Linked DNA regions of Mus musculus: region 1 is linked to region 2. A link is a loop called in an ENCODE intact Hi-C map of the cell type or tissue named here. Cell type or tissue: left cerebral cortex. All regions are shown on one strand. Each heading gives the region's core, and the rest is flanking DNA. Links, peaks and the distances in the headings are about the cores only. Region 1 holds the start of Taok2 (TAO kinase 2). Region 2 has its middle 13 kb from the start of AI467606.

Region 1 (5,375 bases), core at 194-5,193, 220 kb after region 2:
GTAAGGTACTTACTGGGGATTGGATTAAAGTAAATACTGGGGACTTTTCCTTGTTGACGTAAAAGAATTTTTTTGTTTTGTTTTTCGAGACAGTTTCTCTATGTATCCCTGGCTGTTCTGGAACTTACTTTGCAGACCAAGCTGGCCTAGAACTCAGAGATCCTCCTGCCTTTGCCTCCTAAGTGCTGGGATGAAAGGCACATGCCACCACTCCATGGGGGCTTTTCTTTCTTATTGGGTGTGCTCATGCCATGGCCCGTGCATGGGGGTCCCAGAGCAGTTGTGCTCTCTTCCTCAACCCTTGCATGGGTTCAGGGGATAGAACACAGGTTACCAGCCTTTTCTCAGCAAGCACATACTTAGTCATTTTGCTCCTGTCCAATTTTGTGGCACTGTGGGTTGAATGTAGAGCCTCGCCTACACTAGGCAGGCAAGCACTCTACCACTGAACAGGCTCCCCAGCCTTGTTTTGTCACGTCTCACTATAGAGCCCTAGCTGGCTTCAAATTCAGAGATCTGCCTGCCTCTACCTCTCAAGTTGCTGGGATGAAAAGCCTGGGCCCCCTGGCCTGGAACTCAAAATCTTTGGATGTCACCCTCTCTAGTTTCCTGATGATTAGCGTCTTGTTACCCTTGTTGACCTTAGTTTGAAATACAAGTTGGCATAGGTCACTTAAAACTGTGGCCGTGTTGGTGGATTTGCTTTGGAAAATATTTGTGGTTTTTTGTTCTTTGTTTGTTTGTGTGTCTGTTTGTTTTTTGTTTTTGATACTGGAACTCCATTAGGTTACATACCCTGCAGAACTGGTATCCTCCTGCCTCAGCCTCAGCTTGCTGAGTGCTGGAATTGTAAGCATTAATCTAGCACTATATACTCTTTAGACACACTGTGAACACAACTGTGCTACTTTGTCATTTGTTTTCTTCCATGAACTTAAATTGATGTTCTGTGTATGAAATGCTTAATGCGTTTTGGCAAGTTATACAATCCTACTGGACCTCAATTTTCCAGTAGGGATTTGACCCATTGGGTTTTCCGAACTTTGGCACATCGTTCTCGCACTTGGGAGCTCAGGTTTAGTTTAGATACTTGTGAACATAATAATGGTCCGGTTTCCCGCCTTTCCGGCGCCCAGCTGCCAGCAGCCTTGCTTTACTCCTTTCAGCCTTTACCCTGCACGCAGGCGCAGACCACAGCTTTCCTTCCTAGAGCACCCCCTCAGAGCTTCCCCTAGCAACAGGCTCAGTCGCAGCGCGAAAGCGTGGCGGGCGCATGCGCCACAGCTCTCTCCACCAGCAGTCCTTGGACCGCGCGCTTGGGCTCCACCCCAAGCAAGCCAAGCCTTTCTCCTCTCCTCTTCCCACCAAGGATCCGCGTGGCGGGGCGCGCGCGCACTTGGGCTCGAAGGCAGCTTGTCGTCTGGGCCGCGGCGGCTACTGGCGAGGGGCGGGGCTATTTCCTTTGGGGCCCCACCCCTTTGGCCCGGCGTGCATACCGCGCCTGCGCGCTCCCGCCCGGTCTCCATCTTGGAATTGGGAGGAAGAGAGAGAGGGAGAGAGAGGGAGGCCGGGACGAGAGCAGGGCTGTGGTGCGGTGAGAAGCTGAGACGAAAAGGAAAGGGAGTGAGGCACAGGGACCATCAGCAGCGCCTCCGCTACAGTCCTTCAGCTGTTCCGGAGAGAGAGGACGGGAAAGGGAGTAGGCCAGGGCTGGAGTAGGGGCTGTCACTCTCGGACCCCAGCCTTAGAGGGGCCGTGCAGCCGGGCGTCCTCGGGGTGGGCCCCTTGTCGTGGCCGAAGACCTGGGGCTCAGGCCCCTGGGTCCCAAATTTTGGGGCTTGGTCCCTTGTTTCTCAGATACCCAGGTATCAAACCCTCGTATATCAGATATCTGGGACCCAAAGTCCCAACCTTTACAAACCTGGGTCTCTGTTTTATAGAATTTAAAATACCTGGGATTCAGGACCCTGTGTGCACCAATATCCGGGGTTCATCCTCCAAGCGATCAGATATCGGACTCATTTTTAGCCCTTGCAAATATACGGGGCTCAGACCCCACAATCGGAAATCCGGGATTCAGCAACTGTCGCCCTCGAGTTGGGGGAGGACTGGACCGCGAGGTCAGATCAGGTTGTCACCCCCTCCCCTCCAGGGGAGGCTTCCCGGGCCCGCCCCTCAGGAAGGGCGAAAGCTGAGGAAGAGGTGGCGAGGGGGAAGGTCTCCTTGCCCCTCTCCCTGCTTGTCAGAGCAACTGGAGTACCCCAGGCGGAAGCGGAGGCGCTGGGGCACCATAGTGACCCCTACCAGGTGAGAGACATGGGTGTATGGGCATGAGCCCCTCTGGTCAGCTCCATGCCGAGAAGCTGGGGCTGGGTAGGCCCTCTCCTCAGGATAGGGATTCCTGTTGGGCCCATGGTCAGTCTCTGGCCAGCCCAGTCTGCTTCTGTTGCTACCTCTTCTCCCTTTCTCTTGCCTTCATTGTGTCTGGTTGAAGGGGTACTCTCAGGTGACAGGGCCTGTCTTGTCACCAAGGGTCACGCCCTAGGATGCTTAGCCAATCAAATGGCTTTCCACCTTTCTAGTCTTTATTAATTTTGCCCTCACAACCACCTCTTCATGATTTTATTATACTCTTTTTTTTTTTTTTTCCCCAAGACTGCTCTAGGGTGTTGATTCCCATGTAGGTGGACTGGCTTATTTATTTATTTAGATTGAGACAGCCTTTCTGTAGCCCTGGGTGGTCGATCTGGCCCTGGAGTCCAGTCTTTAACCTCTTTACAGTTTTGACTACAGGTGCAAGCCACCACACTGGGAACTTATATTTTTTTCTGGCTTGGTTTAGTTGGAGTTTTTGTCCTTGCAAAGGTGTGTGTGTGTGTGTGTGTGTGTGTGAGGGGGTAATATTTCCTCCAGCCCTGTCTCTTGCTGAGATGGTGTAAATAATCTCATATATTTGTCAAGTGACCTATCCTTTACAGAGCGCTTTTGCATACATTTTTTTCCATACTACATACTCCTACTCAACCTGTGGGAACTCTTATTATTGTCTTCCCATTTTACAGTTGAAAACATTGATGCTCAGCAAAGTTGTTCAAGGTCACTGAGTGACAGATTCAGGATTTTAACTCAAGTCTTGTCCCTGACTGGATACCCACTTCTTCTGAGCCTGGGCTTGATGAGGGACCCGCGGGGGAATGTATCAGGGTGAGGTTTAGAAATTGGGGGTGTAATGATCTTCCTCTCCAGAAGGAGCTTTTCCTGAGAGGAAGCTCTGCTTTGTGCTCTTCCTCATGGGTGTTTTTCTAACGTGACCTTCATTTTTACTCTGATCCCACACTTTGGCCCGTGTTCCAGAGATAGTTCTCTCTTCTAAAAAGTGATGGCTTTAGCCTTTTCTTAGCTGTTGAGTTAGAATGAGCCCCTCTCTGTGCCCCCTCGCTCCCAGGAGTAAAGCCTCTGGCAACTCTGGAATCAGAGAAGGAAAAGCCATTTGTTTGGTGTCTACAAAGTGCTCTGAGTATGAGTGAGATCTCCTGTAGCGGGATTTTGTAATCTCCTACCAAAGGACTGGTAAGCCACTTACCTGAAGCGCTTGCTGTAGGTTGCAGATGGGAGCACTGGTCAGTCAGTTTACCTGAAGCTCTTGCTGTAGGTTGCAGATGGGAGCACTGGTCAGTCAGTTTACCTGAAGCGCTTGCTGTAGGTTGCAGATGGGCGCACTGGTCAGTCAGTTTACCTGAAGCGCTTGCTGTAGGTTGCAGATGGGAGCACTGGTCAGTCAGTTTACCTGAAGCGCTTGCTGTAGGTTGCAGATGGGCGCACTGGTCAGTCAGTTTAGGGATTCTTTTGCAACGTGGGCTTTCGAAGGTGATTATGATTTAGCCCAGGCCACGGTGATTGCCCAAATGTTATTGTAAGGAAGGGGACCTGTACGATGTTTTTACAGTGGCTGCCACTCTTCATGGGGCCTGAGGTTCTGGGTTGGCAGTCTTAGGCTTGTTTCTGGTTAAGAAGTCATGAGGGTTCCCTTGGCAAGTTGTGATGCCCTGCCTTTTGTGTGGGTGTGTGGTGAGGGGTGGTTGCCACTATGCTCCAAGAGAAGAGGGCCTGCCTTGAGCAGACTAAGCAGCTGAGAGCAGCCAGTCCGTCAGTTGTGAGCCTTTCCCACCCTAAGGGCCTACAAAGAGTCTAGCTCCTTTTCCACCCGCCAGCTTCCAGTTGAGCTAAGGAGACAAAATTAACAGCATGGACAGGAAACAATGTGCCACAGAATATAATTATATGCTGAAATTGTTAGGTACTTTTAAGTAGCTAGAACTCTGCCTCAGGAGTCCAACTCTGCTGAGGGCTTTGTGTCCAAAATTCCCATTAGTCCTTTAAAAAGCCTATCCTAGAGTGTGCGTTCTGGTCCTGGTACCCTGTGGCAACTTTGCTTTGGAGTTTGTTTTTGAGTTTGCTTTGGAACGCCCACCCCTCAAGGGCTGGAATGATCTGGGAGGTTCTCCTAAAACAGGGAGGCTGGGCTTAGTTGCCTCCTAACAGAATTCTGTCCTGAACCTGAAAGGGAAAGGTCCTGTTCTGTGACCTTGGGAAAGGCCTTTTTCTTCTCTCTACCTCAGTAACTCTGGAAAATGGTGATCTTGATCAGACCTTGCTAGTTTCATATAATTGTTCTGGATGCCTGGTGGTAGCAAATCATTTGCCTTTTCAGAACCTGTTTTCGTGTCTGTAAGGGATGCATGTGACCATAGTGTTTATCCATGAGGTTGTGGAGCCCGCTGAGAGGTGATGCTTGCCGAGATGCTTAACACCCATGCTCAGAGAATGTTATTTGTGACCCACAACATCCTATTCCCATGTATGCTGCTTATGCAGTTGGACTGGACAAGAGAGGCAGCCCAGAACACAGCGGTCCCCAATGTCAGGTGCCAGTCCCTACTGTTCCTAGTCTGGATGTTCTCCCTGCCACAGGGTCCCTACGTTTTTTGAAAATGAGTCTCCTTGGTCCCTTCAGGCCAGTACCAACTTGTAACAATGGCCGGATTTCCACCACATCCGGCCTGTTTCCTGTTCTCATCCAGTGTTTGAGAGCTTGAAGGAGGAGGTAGCCTCAGCACCAAGGGGTACAGGAAGGTCCCTGGAAATCACTGGACTATGAGAACTTGTGGGGCAGGACATGTTGGGATTTGAAGCTCTGGCTGAGACACAAATCTTTATGCTTGAGGGAAATGGCAGTGTATAGGGAGCTGAGAAATTAGTGAGGGCTGATTAGGGGATGCTTGGCTTCCCAGAATTGTCTTTGTGGCAATTTTAGGGATTCCAGAGACCACCAGCCATCCCCACTACCATCACCCCCATCTGGTTGCCAGGGCAAC
Region 2 (5,375 bases), core at 240-5,239:
CCTGACCTCGTCTAAGCCTAGATCCTAGGGCAGATCCAGGAGGAACATGTCCATGACAGGTCCTAGGTGCTGGCGGTCCCAGGAGCTCCCTCTGCCTCTCAGAGCCCACTTCTCCCCCTTGGCCACAAGGAGAGGATACATTCAGCTCTTGGCCACAAAGACCCTATGTCCTACCTGGTGTCGCTTAGTGGGGAGGTGTGAAGGCAAACACTAAGCCCACTGCACAGTCCAGAGCCCAATAGACTGAGGCCTGCTTTATTCATGGCCCTGCCCTTGGAGGGTGGTGCATCAGGAAGTGAAGATGTACTTGGCAGAGATCCTGGACAGAGCCGGCCAATATTCTGAACCAAGGGGGCCATTCTCATGGACACAGCCTGAATGTGTCACATGGGATAGTACCCATTGTCTCTCACCCATTCCTGGTCCCCATTCTTCCTGCAGGGGCAGCATGGATGCTCTTAGCAAAGTGGACTAACTCCAGAGACCTTTGGTCTTTAAAAGCCCCAACTCCTTACTTTTGAAGAAGGAAAACGGAGTCCCTGCAGAACTGGGCACTGCTGGGTACCAGTGCAGGAAATGTGAGCCCGGAGGAGGAGGGGTGAGGGGAGGCACGGGAGCTCTGGTAACCAGAAAGTCCTAAATCTGGGATTTCGGGTGGTATCAGGGGCAGCAGTGAGAATTAAGCTTTAGGAGACCCAAACTCATGTGCTGGAATCTAAAATTAGGGGGTGAGTCCGGAGCAGACAGAGGGGAGTGGACTGCACTGAGGGGGAGCATGAATCCCACACATGTCTCTTCCACAGGATTGCTGTTACTGCTTTTAGATGTAAGGTCTCATTAGCTCACATAGTCTCTGCTGGCCTGGACCTCACTGTGTAGCCAAGGCTGTCTTTGAGCTACTAGTCCCTAAACCTTCACATCCCAAGTGCTGGGAAACCAGCAGAAGCCACTATGCCTGGCGAGTGTTGCAATTATTTCTTAAGGACTCTGTCAGGCTGAATTTTAAGGTCAATTTTGAACTCAGAAATGGATAGACCCTTCCAGGATTCTCTGAACTCTGTGAACTGGGAAGGGATTCTATTACTGGAGGAAAGCAAGTAAGACTCCAGGCAAGCCAAAGTAGCACTTGCTCTCCTCATAGCAGAGAGGGAGGTGCCGGGTTTCCAGGCAGAGGCAACTGCATGGGCAGAGGCCCAGAGGAAGGTAATGGCTTGCATTGTGTGCTGAATTGGTTGACGCTGGGCCCTGGAAAACAAGATGACTAGGGGATAGGCTGGCTCCAGACCACAAAATGGTAGGTCAGAGGATTTGGACTGGGTCCCAAGAACAATCGGATTCAAGCTAGAAAATAAGCCAACGCAGATTCGGTCCCCTGAAGAAGGATGCAGGCGGAGAAAAGCCGGGTGGCTGCAGGGAGGTGAAGGGATGCTGCCTGGGGAGGCTTGGATGAGGGTCTTGCCAGTGAAGCAGGCACCAGTGTGGGTAGAGCAGTGGTCCTCAACCTTCCAACTGCTGTGACCCTTTAATGCAGTTCCCTGTGTTGTGGTGATCCCCAATATAAAATTATTCTTGTCGCTACTTCATAACTGTAATTTTATTATCGTTAGGAATCTATGCAGGATATCTGATGTGGGACCCCTGTGAAAGGGGTCCTTGTGGGTTATTCAAACCCCAAAGGTGTCATAACCCACAGGCTGAGAACTGCTAGAGTAGAGGCTAGACTCTTTTGGAGGTCTCAGGGGGCAGAGAGAAGACATGGCAGAAGAGGAGTGTCCCCTTTCACTGGGTGGTGGGTTTCCTGTTCAGCCTGGGGCTACGGTTAGAGCACTTCTCAAGGCTGCCCCATGCCCAGTGCGAAACCCATTTGACAACTGGCCGAATTGACTGGATGAGTGAAGGTGACTACTGCCATCCTCTGTGACATCATCAGTGCACCTGGAGGATGAGAAGGGTCCCATCCCTCAGTTAATGATGGGGGAGGGGCGAGGTATCAACATCTCCGTGTTACCCACAAGGAAACTGGCTTACGGAGCCAAGAGCATCGCTGGAGGTTACATATCAACACGGTGGTGGGGCAGCATTCGGAGGCGTTCTTCACTCCTTCCGTGGATGTCTGGCACTACTCAAAACAGACAGGGAGACTTGTCCTTATGGCGATGTGTCTGGGTCCGGGGTTGGGGCGGAGTCCAGAAGAACAATGGAAAAGCAGTTCAGGAAAATTCATAAAAATGGCCTTATGACCACCAGAGGGCAATGTAACCCCATGGCTTGATTTCCACCCTCTTGGGGATTCAAAAAGACAATAGGCCAGGTGGCCAGGAATACAAAGTGCAGCAGCTGTTCCGGAAGACAGGGCTAGAGCTGCTGGAGCTGTTTGTTTGTGTTCACAGCACTCACCAGGCAGAGCCGGAGGATTGCCAGTTCGAGGCCAGTCAGGTCTATATAGTTAAGCCTGGACTGCAGACTGGAACCCTCTTTCAGAGGAGAAGAAAGCCAGGGCTGGGCCTAGTGCCTCAAGTCTATAATCCTAGTACCTGAGAAACTGAGGCAGGAGAATCACATTTTGGAGGCCAAAACGGGCTGCATAGACCTTGTCTCAAAAAAGTAAGAACAAAACAAAGAGACTTCACTCAGGAAGGAGTAGAAAGCTAGGGGAATCCTTCCACCGACTTGCCAGCCCAGTCTTGTCATCAGATATTCACCCCAATGTCGAAGGTAACCTAGTGCTGTGCTAAGCCCAGCTTGGGTGGCAACCTCATTCACACACAGGCCCATCTGCTCTCCTACTCACCTACCTACACTGCCATCTAGTGAACCCTGTCCCACCGTTCAACCTAGTCACCAACAGAAGCTAAGTTAGGCCAGAGCAGGGAGGTGTTCCTTCAAGGACAGCAAGAGCTCAAACTGAAGCTGAGAGAGATTGCTTCCATGCCCAGGAGTCCCGTGCCAAGGCCACGGAAGGGAGGAGGCATTTAAAGCCATCAGGACCTCTTAGCAAGCCAGAACATTTCTGGAAACCATCTTGCGTTTAAAAAAAGATCTCTCTGTTGTGTTGATGGAGCAGACACACATTATTTATCACTTGCTCTGGAAGGAGGTAAACATCTCCAACTGCTGCTGCATCCCCTGGCTTTGTTCCTGTGGTGTCCCGAGTGATCGATCATTGTAGACAGCTCCCAATATTTCAGCTCTGAAGCCTTGGGTAACTCAGTTCTGTGAGGCCAGATTCTGAACTACAGAAAAATCTCATCACTGGATCATTGGTAAATTTGCACCCACCCCTGCGCATAGCAGGCTTCTTCTGATGGTGAGGGCAGTCTTTAACATGTTCCAGTCGGTGGAAACTGGCAGAGCCCTTAAAGGAACCATCGGGTGAGGGGATCATCCTGATGTAGCTCTAGTGTGGTGGGCCCTGGGCAGCCTCTTTCTCTAGTGCTTCAGTTAAAAGATTCAGGAGTCCTACAGAGCAGCCCCAGACCCAGCATGGTAGAGTTTCAAGAGGCTGAGGCCAAAGGATCAATGCTGGCCTGGATTATAGAAAGAGCCAGTCCTAAGAAAACAAGAGCTGGAATGTAGCTCAGTGGCAGAGTACATCCCGAGGGACATACACACATACGATGTACATACATACGTACATACACACACACAGTGGACATACAGATGTGTATACACATGGTGAACATACATATGGGCAGACAAAACATCCGTACACATAGAATATAATAATTAAAAACAAAGCAATCAACAACAACAGCAAAAACCCCAGTGTTTTGCTTTGTGGGTATGTATATAAACCTTGCATGCCTGGTGCCTGTGGAGGTCAGAGGTCAGATGCCCTGGAGCTGAAACTACAGACTGTGGTAAGGAACCATGTGGGTGCTGGGAACTGAACCCAGGTCCTCTGGAAGAGCACCCAATGCTCCTAACTTGGGAGCCATTGCTCCAGCCCCTCAAGCTGGATCCTTGACTATAACACGGAAATGGATTTCATGGCAAGCCAGAATGAAGTTATGTTATCAGATTTATTAAGATAAGGGTAAGGGAAAGTTTGATGGTGCATATCTTTAGCCCCTGCACTCAGGAGACAGAGGCAGGGGGAATCTGTTAGTGTGAGGCAAGCCGGGACTACATAGTAAGACCTTGTCTCAAAAAAAAAGATAAGAAATATTATGCATTCTGTGTTTAAATCTGAGCTTTGAGAGGAAGAGGGAGAGAACAGAGAGACAACAACTCAGAGACAAAGAGACTGAGAGATTTAAAGGAGAACACTATACACTTAAGTCTTGAGACCCAGAGAGCTTTTCACTTTGGTGTCTTTACAGATAGGGTTTTGTGATTTTTTTTTCCAAGTTATAATTATTCAAAGGTTGTCATTTCAAAAAAGAATCACAACTTCCCACCATATGTGTTCCAGGGTTAAATGCAGATTATCAGGCTTGGTGGCGGTGCCCTTAGCAGTGGAATGATTTTATGTCTCTAGCTTGGTTTTTTGTTTGTTTGTTCTGTGTTATTTTGAGACAAAGTCTCACTGTATAGCCCTGGCTGACCCGAAACCCACTACGTAGAGCAAGCCTGCCTCAGACTCAGAGTGACTTGCTTGGTTCTGCCTCTCGAGTGCAGGAATTAAAGGCATGCCCCACCACCACTGTGCCACCCGGCTGGCTTGTTGCTTTTAGCAACCTCACTGGAAACCTCTGTAGGAAGACAGATGTCACCGCTGTGGCTAGTTTTACCCCAGACTCAGGGCCTCTATTCCCTCCTAGTCCCTGTAATTTTCATCTTTCTGTTTTTGCTTCATTGTATACAATGCTGATGATTGAATTAAGCTCTGCACACATCGATTTACATGGTTACTGATTTCTTCTGTCTGACTCCAATTTTTCACCCTTTAGCCACAGCTCCCATCTCTCCCTAACCCCAAGCTGAGAAGCTGAGATGTCCTCTCTCCTCCCTTCTGCCTCTGTGAGCCAGGTTGTTTCTGCTGGAAATCAGTCTCTAGAAATGAGGTCGTGGCTGCAGCCTCTCTGCCTAGGTGCTTGATGCTTTGCAAATATTGACCCCTTATCAAATGCTGCTTGCAAATATTTTCTCCCAACTCTATATTGTCTCTTCATTCTGCCTCCTTATGCCTGCTAATCTTATATTGCTTGTCAGATAAACACCAGACCTACACAGGATTCTTATGATAATGATATCTTTATGATAAGGAGTGGACATCCTGTCTCCAGTTAGTCATGCCTGTTACTGGGACAAGCAAGGTCTTCCTGAGTAGTTTACCTCCTTTCATGACCTCTGAGTGTTCTAATCTGGCAGGAGCTGCCCTGGCTTTGTGTCAGTCCTGGCACTGGCTTGGTTAATCCTGCAGGTGGCTCTTT

The links. Peaks named below come from ENCODE experiments on the same cell type or tissue, not always from the same donor. Only the 100,000 strongest peaks of a DNase experiment are listed, where the experiment ranks them.
Region 1: a loop joins it to region 2, with 2.7 times the contacts of the local background. A loop is called at or near these places in 1 of 42 quality-filtered maps.

What each region holds. Positions count from the first base shown.
Region 1 is chr7:126,880,838-126,886,212 of GRCm38, reverse strand. Taok2 (TAO kinase 2) reads left to right here and starts at 1,246. Exons shown (of 16, transcript NM_001163775.2): 1 at 1,246-2,307. In left cerebral cortex, for the core only: CTCF peaks have their summits at 1,319 and 3,202; DNase peaks (open chromatin) are centred at 1,362, 2,108 and 4,115; H3K4me3 peaks cover 4,103 bases; H3K27ac peaks cover 3,070 bases.
Region 2 is chr7:127,101,626-127,107,000 of GRCm38, reverse strand. No RefSeq gene overlaps it. Among named protein-coding and RNA genes, the nearest start is that of AI467606, 13 kb to the right of the region's middle. In left cerebral cortex, for the core only: a CTCF peak has its summit at 2,245 (motif pointing right); a DNase peak (open chromatin) is centred at 2,246; H3K4me3 peaks cover 346 bases.